Linked DNA regions of Mus musculus: region 1 is linked to region 2. The links are chromatin loops, found by intact Hi-C in ENCODE. Cell type or tissue: heart. All regions are shown on one strand.

The links. Peaks named below come from ENCODE experiments on the same cell type or tissue, not always from the same donor. Only the 100,000 strongest peaks of a DNase experiment are listed, where the experiment ranks them.
Region 1: it touches region 2 in a loop (2.0-fold over the local background); 1 of 42 quality-filtered maps calls a loop at or near these places.

The regions. Positions count from the first base shown.
Region 1 is chr9:71,345,240-71,349,239 of GRCm38, reverse strand. No RefSeq gene overlaps it. Among named protein-coding and RNA genes, the nearest start is that of Gm32769, 26 kb to the left of the region's middle. In heart, no CTCF peak of the experiment used is centred here; no DNase peak of the experiment used is centred here.
Region 2 is chr9:71,288,856-71,292,855 of GRCm38, reverse strand. The region is part of intron 12 of Aldh1a2 (aldehyde dehydrogenase family 1, subfamily A2); the gene reads right to left. Among named protein-coding and RNA genes, the nearest start is that of Aldh1a2, 75 kb to the right of the region's middle. In heart, no CTCF peak of the experiment used is centred here; a DNase peak (open chromatin) is centred at 1,895.

The sequences.
Region 1 (4,000 bases), 56 kb before region 2:
TGTACCACCTCCCACCTTCCACTCCTTCACACACACACACACACACACACACACACACACACCCTAAACCTCCTCTCTAGAATCCAGGGAAGATATTTCAGGGGCAGCACCCAAAATTGCCACGCACATACCAGCCAGTCCCCATCCCGTCTTCCTTGCTGTTCCTCATGTACATTCCAGCACATTCTACCCCAGGCAATGTCCTGGACTTCTGGCTTTATGGGGAAGTTTGGAAGGCAGGAAAAGATGTGAAAGAGAGAGACCCCACCTCTGTAAAGAATGCAAGTTCAGTGAGGACGCAAGCTGGGAACTGATTGCATCTGTTCGTGAATCACTTTGTGTTATACCTAAGTCGTGCGTCCCGTACACTTATTTCTCTGACCTACAGTTCCCAAATGTGGCAGGCCTGGTGGTCAGTTCTGGGGCTGATGCTAATGTGACATTGCCATATTGCCTTTATTGAAGACATTCGTTGCTGGAGGCTGATCTGAACAGGCACTCAAGGACTTAATATGGTGTTCTTTATGGTCCTCGAGTATATCACCAACATGGAGGGCTTCTGACAGGAAAATGGACCATGAGCAATTAAATGGGCCATCAGGCATGAATTGAAGCTGTTGTGGGTAATGAGGAGAAATGACGACTCTGTGACAGAGACAATAATAGCATTTAGCCTGGAGCACTTGCCTGGATGGAAGAGTTCCAGCCAAGTGGCTATGAAAGAGGGAGATGAAGACTTCCAAGGGTTCCCAGAGATCCCGTTCGCAGTGTACCCAGATCCCTATCTGTACCCAGACTTGTAAGCAGAACAGGACAGGTATCAGGTCAGCTTCTCCAGCAACCAGCTTAGTCCTAGCCTCTGTCTGTCCACAGCCTCCTCACACCTTGTGCCCTGCAGTTGGTGAAAGGGGCTGTGCCTCTGTTTCCAGTCCCTTCTTAGCAAGGGGCTCACCCTTCTCTTGCACAGTATCTCAAGTCTAATTTAGACACGTGGGGCCTATGGATGTAGTCTGTGTCTCTGCACCCTTTGTCTACAATTGAAAAGGCCACGTGCAGTATTAGACTATGGACCTTTTTCAGCAATGGCTTCTGACACTTCCAAAGTCACAGTTGTCTGAGCATCTTTGGAGGGAAATCCTCATGTTCAAATCCATGTCAAATCCAAATCCTGGAAGGCCTTTAAGGGAACATTTAAAGAATTACCTCATTTGGGAAAAAAAGAATCTTCAGACAAGAAGATTCTTAGCTCAGAGACACGGGAGAGGCTCCCCTTGTTTTTTACCCAGGGTCTGAAACTCACAAAAGAAGAGTAAACAGAAACCCAAAGGGGCTACAGAGACACCACATTCTGGAAATGGGGAGTTTGCTACCCAGCCTCTGTGTCTCCCCTCCCCACATCAGCATCAGCAGCACCCAGGAAATATTGAATGACCCCAAATGCATGAAGACAGTATTTGGCATTGGAGAAGAACACATTCTTTTAAAAGTCCATTAGGGCTGGAGAGATGACTCAGAAGTCAAGAGCATTTGTTACTTTTGCAGACCAGGGATCCGTTCTCAGCGCCAGCACGGTCGCCCACACAGCGCCAGCACAGTGGCCCACAACCATCCTTAACTCTAGATTCAGGAGGTCTAATATCTTCTTTTGATTCCGCAGGCAAACAGTACACACATGGTACAAATATACACAAGAAGGACAAACACTTATAGAAATAAAGTAAACTAAATAAATCTCTAAAAAGTTTTACATATACACAGACAAACCCAGACATACATGCACACATGCACGCACATACGCACACTACATTTTGGAAGACATTCCTAAAACAAACTGGGAATATCAGTGATTCCTTGAGGTGGCTGTTAGTCGAGGACCTTCTGTGGGTTCTGTTGGCATAAACCAGTGCAATGGCCCAGTAGAGACAGTTGCTGGAGGATGTGGTGTGGCATCTTTGAAGCTCACCCAGCTGGGATTCTTCACCTGTCCAGCATCCACTCTTTGGCAGGGCTACTCTTCAGTCCATGTGACTAAGGTAGGATCTCCCATACCTTCTATATCCAGTGTTAATGGTTTAGAGATAAAGTCGGGGTTCAGTCTGGCTCAAGGAGAGGCAGTCTGCTTTCAGTAATTCTCTCTGTCACTGGCGAGATGGCTCAGCAGGTAAGAACACTGACTGCTCTTCCGAAGGTCCTGAGTTCAAATTCCAGCAACCACATGATGGCTCACAAACCATTCATAATGAGATCTGACACCCTCTTCTGGTGTGTCTGAAGACAGCAACAGTGTGCTTATTTATAATAATAATAAATATTTTTTTTTAAAAAAAGTATCCTCTCTGTCTCTCTCTCTCTCTGTTTCTCTGTCTCTGTCTCTGTCTCTGTCTCTCTCTGTGTCTGTCTCTCTGTCTCTGTCTGTATACTATGTGTGTGTGCATGTCTCTGTGTGTGTATGTCTGCCTTTGTCTATATATAGTGTGTGTGTGTGTGTGTGTGTGTGTGTGTGTGTGTGTGTGTGTGTGCCTCCAATGTGTGCATATCTGTGGAGACCAGAGGTTGGGTTCACGTATCTTCCCCTATTGCTCTCCATCTTGTTTTTGAGGCAAAGCCTCCCTCTGGCTGGCCAGTGAGTCTCTGAGATCTGCTGCTCCCTCGCCCTCAGTGCAGGAGTTGCTGGGTCCAGCTGAGCAGGGGAGGACAATCTCAGGTCACATGCTTGCCCCACAAGCACTTTACCCAATGACCTTTTTTCTAGCTCTCTTTCAAAAATTTCTGAGAGGAGTTTTTCCCTTAAGATTCTGAAGACATTAAACTTTATTTCTTCTTATTCAGTATTTAATTTCTTCCTATACAGAGGCTTTCTTCCTCCTGAAGGCTGGCTAAGCATAATTAGGAAATTGTAAGTGTTCTGAGTCTTTCAAAGATACCTTCTGGGTAACTCAAGACGAATCTAGTTAATGTCAATTGTCCCTACATAATTACTAAAAATGTCCTTATAATAAAAGGGGCCTTAGTTACCATGACACATTACAAGGCCACCCCAGCCAAGGGGATCTTCTTCGGTTAGTTGTAAGTTGAAGAATATGTTTTGTCTTTTTCAAAGCTTTGTCTTTAATGAGGCAAAGAAATACAGCTAGGGAATGGAAGCAGGAGAGAGATTTGTTTAAAAATAACTATTGCAGCCTTTGCAAAGTTTTTCTAGCACGAATCCAGTAGGAATCCAACAATAATTTAGAAAAAAAAAACCCAAACCTCCCAGGCTGTTGAAAGAGTTCGATGGGGCTGCTGACTTCCCTGCCTCAGCGCCCTTTCACTTGAGGAATCCGCACTTGCTAAAGGCCATCAGATAATTCGTAGCTGGATATTTTCTTTTAAAGCCAGAAATGGCTTTAAATGCTATGATGTGCATCGTTATTGGGCCAGTTAAGGAAAAATAGAACCTTTTATTTGGGGAGTATCCTCAGGAAATGAATTCATAAACAAAATTTTCTGCCACAGACTTTTGTCCCTTGAGTAGCTCCTGATGGAGGAAAAAAATGTGTACGTCCTCAGCAGGGGGTGGGGAAGCCTGTGGAGGTGGTGGGTCTGCCCCCTCATCCATGTGAATGGTGTGTGTGTGTGCATGTGTGTGCATGTGTGTGTGTATGTGTGTGTGTGTGTGTGTGTGTGTGTGGTGTGTGTGTGTGCATGTGTGTGTGGTGTGTGTGCATGTGCATGTGTGTGTGGTGTGTGTGTGTGTGCATGTGTGTGTGTGTAATGTGTGTGCATGTCTGTATGTGTGTGTGGTGTGTGCATGGGTGTATAAATATGTGTGTAGTGTTTGTATGTGTGTATATGTATGAGTATGTGTGTGTCTGTATGTGTACAGATGTATGTGACTATGTGTGTGTCTATGTGAGTGTAAATATGTGTGTGTCTCTGTGTGAGTATGTTTGTTTGTGTGTTAGTATGTGTGACTATGTGTGTGTACCATAGTGTGTGTGTGTGTTAGTGTGTTTTTGTG
Region 2 (4,000 bases):
TTGTCAGAAAGCATTTACTGAGAAATCACTGCTGGGCTCCGGGCAAGCAAAGCCAAGTAACCTGTTGCCCAAGTACCTTGCAGGTGAGTGTGGCTCAGAGGAAGGGTCTCCTAGGGTCACTTCTGCCACAGCACTTCTGTCCCTATGGAGCTGAGCTCACTCATCTGACTTTCCGACCTCCCTAAAACTGTGAACTGGCCACACTTCCTAGCACATTAAGGACACAGAGGGAGAGGGGGTGGTGAGAGGGTGGAAGAAGACCTTTTGCTCTACAGCTCCTTTGTCAGTTCTACCCCGTGGCCACTGTCTCTGTCAGAAGGAGGACCACTCAGAATTGTGTCTGTATGTGAAAGGCGAGTGAGAAAGCTGTCTTCTGCACCAGTGGGCCACAGAAGACACGGTTCCTACAGCTGGGTTGTACAAATAATACCTAGAGCAGTGGCCCGTCCTTTTCCTTTTGGGCTCCCATGGCCCTACACACAGCTCCAACAGCATTGCCAGTAGCTCTTCTGGGTACCACACCCAAGTTGACAAGGGCCTGGGACACAAGAGTCAACAAAGCAAACTCTGCAAGCACACCATCACTGTCCAGGCCGCTGGAGATGAGTAAACTGGGTCTCATTAGCCATAGCCTCACTAGCTCTACCCAAGCCCTGGGTGTCTATCACCAGCTTACTCTAGAGTTCCCTGGATTTTTTCCTGTCCTAAGGCAATTTAGCAATTTGGAATGTGTCTCCTCATCAGGACATTTTGTGCTTCCTGGTGGCAGTGATTTCCTTATGCACGCACTTGCGCACATCCTGAAGCAGACTTTCTTGGAGACTATGGTCGCTGAGCTGTGAGAAGTACTGGGGAAGGGTCTATAAGATCAGAAACGTGTCAGTCATATGGCTGCATTTAACTATGCCCACTGGCTCCCACCGTGTTTGTATGTGTGAAACTATGGGTAGCCTTACTAGTTGGAGGGTCCTTGCCCATTCTCTGGCAGGGATATAGTTACACAGCCTGGTTAGAGGCAAAGGAGGTATCTCAAATCTATAGTCAAAGGGCTACCATGGGCCCAGGGTATCAAAGAGGGCTGGTAAGATGCCTCAGAGTGGTGGAACAGGGGCACCATGGGGCAGAAACAGAATCCTGGTGTCAATGGACAGAGAAACAATGGCTCTTCTAAAAGCTGGATGAAGGGTCCACTAGGCTATCCCTGTCCTCTTGGTGCCCAGTCACCTCCCCTGTGGCCGTTCCTGAGCCCCAGCATTCATACATATATAGTTATAATCCAAGGACCATGACCACACTGTGGAGTTTTGAGCCTCCCCACACCAAAGTTTCTGTTTCTGTACGTCTGGGGAAGGATGAAGGGCAGAGCTGGTCATTCTGCCCACTCTTTGAGAAGACTGTTCAAGGGACTCTAAACTATTTGAAGTTTAGATTCTTCAGCAACATCACCACATTAATCTAGGGTCTTTCTCTCAAATCTTTTCATTCTAGTGTCTGTGGCACTTCTAGATGCATAGTTAACAAAGAAGAACCTCACTGCTCAAGAGCCAGGTCCTTCCTTGAGCACCTCCACCCATGTGCCCACTGTTGTCGCTGCACACTGCCACAGGGCACAGAGACCCCGAGAGGCTCCCAGTCTACTTCTCAGCAGAATAGGTCAGTCACTGAGATAAAGAAACGGGGCGCACCCAGAGATAAAGAGGAGATGTTAGATTTTTAGCGGCACCCAGCAAGCCTATTTTAGGAATCCTTGGATTTCTGTTTAGGGTGTATTTCCTTGTGCTTCTACTGGGCTTGGTATAACAATTTTCTGAATGAGGTCCCCACACCAGCTGCACCAGCCTCATTCCAGAAGCTTATTAGAACATGAAGATCCCGGCTCTGGCCCAGAGCTACTCAGCTAGTCTCTGAGAGTGGGTCCTAAGATGAGCATATTTCACAATCCCAACCCCTCAGACCACAGATGACTTCTGATCACATGCATGCTATGTGTGTGTGTGTGTGTGTGTGTGTGTGTGTGTGTGTGAAGCTTGACTGCACAGCAGCTCAACACTATTCTCACTCTTGCAGTCCTAATCCTTTCTGTCTAAGATGTTACTGTTTATAGTTCTCTCTCCATCCCTTTAGTTCAGCATGACTTTGGAGCTTATATTTCCCTGCCTTTCACACATAGACTGAAATGAGGCAGGAACAGAAGGACAGACAATGGCTGGAAGCTTTTGGGCAGGCAGCACTGATGAGTACCCTTCTAACCTCTAACCTGGGCACAAGGGGGAGAGCACATCAGATAACCTGTAGTGGGCAGCCCTCATGCAGCTCCAGGGAGAAACTGAACCTAGGCAGTCAGCCTTCCTTGGAGCTTTTTTTCTGGAAGGTTCCTTCTCTGCACCACGTTGGTGTGGGCATGAAGATTCTGGGCTGTGAAACAAAGAAGCCTTCCCAAAGGGAAGGTTAAGTGGGTTTTCTGGAGCCCATCACACTAGATGGAAGGCAGAGCAGGGTCTTTTATTTAAACTATTTCCAGCACTCAAGAAAACAGAGAAAACATGTTTTGGGAGCAAGTGGAGACCGAGAATGAGCTTATTTACATTGCGGCATCTTAAACTGTGGCCAGGAGGAGTTTGTACAGTGAACAGGGTCAGGAAACGGTTGGCAACACTGAGGGGTTTCTGAATCCTCAGTGGCCAAAGAGTAACTCAAACTCAGATCCATAAGATATCTGGGCATTCCAGTATTTGCTTGCCCATGTCCCATGTGTGGCTTCGTGTGTGCCTGCTTGGTCTGAACACATAGCACACACTTGGTACCATGCACTCAGCAACTCAGCTGAGGTTCAGACTGCTGGCATGAGGCCGGGGTTGTGCTATGAACCACGTGCATACTGGGTATACAAGGTTCCTTATAGAAACATATTTTTTTAATAGAAAATAAAGGTTTTTAATATTTCCTCTCCCCTTCCTCAGCCTGTAACTGGCAACTTAAGTACATCACTAGAACACATTGTTAAAATGCTTGATTTTAAAAATTGCTATTGGAGTTTGATAAACATTTATCAAATAAATTTTGGCTTTGGATTGGGATAGAATTTCCAGTAATTTCTGAGACAGCCCTAAACATGCTCCTGCTAGGAGGCAGTCCACATCTCTGTGGGGCAGTGCTCTCAGCTCTGAAAAGTGTTGAAGATGCTCTTTGTCCTATAGCATCAAATATCCAGCAAACTTAGTTCTTTATATAAAAATAAACAAGCATGTATATCTATCTCATTAATATGCAAAGTTTCATCTTTTAACAAATAGTATAATTGTATAGATTCCAAATAATTATTTTATAAGAAATTTCTTTATGATTGATTATCAGAAAATATTTGGATTATATACCTATTTAGCATACCTACATACTGAAAGTTTCAAAACTTTCTGAGGCAAAAGGGGTCACAAATAGAAAAAAGGTTGTGAAACCTTGACTCAGTGCAATCAGTCTCATCAAAGAGTACCATCCATCATTATTTTGTAACTGCAGGGAGAGGGCCATATCACCACCATGTCTCTATGGAGAGAGAAGCTGCTCTTTAGGTTTCCTTGACCATTGTTATATATGGTTTGTTATATATGGTTTGACAGAGCCAAACTGTGCCCCCAAACAACTTCCTAGCAAAGGGACATTTCTTCTGGGAAGAGACCAGATTCACATATCACCAAAAATCCCAATCCGTCAGGGCCTGCTTCTGATGAGGGACGGGATAGCATGGGACTGGACCCCATTACTCGCAGGCCAGTTATTACAAGTTTATTTTATACTGGTGATTCACCATGTTAATGATCTGTAGCAAAACATTGAATGAGGACAGTGTTCCGGGACCAGTGACTGTCCCAACAACACTTCAGAGAGACTGGGGAGGAAAGCCACAGCGGCAGGAAATGAGAGAGCAAGAGGAATGCAGTCTCAGCCGGGCAAAGTTAGGGCCATGTGCAAGAAGAGGTCCTCTGTGCAGGAAGGCTTTAGG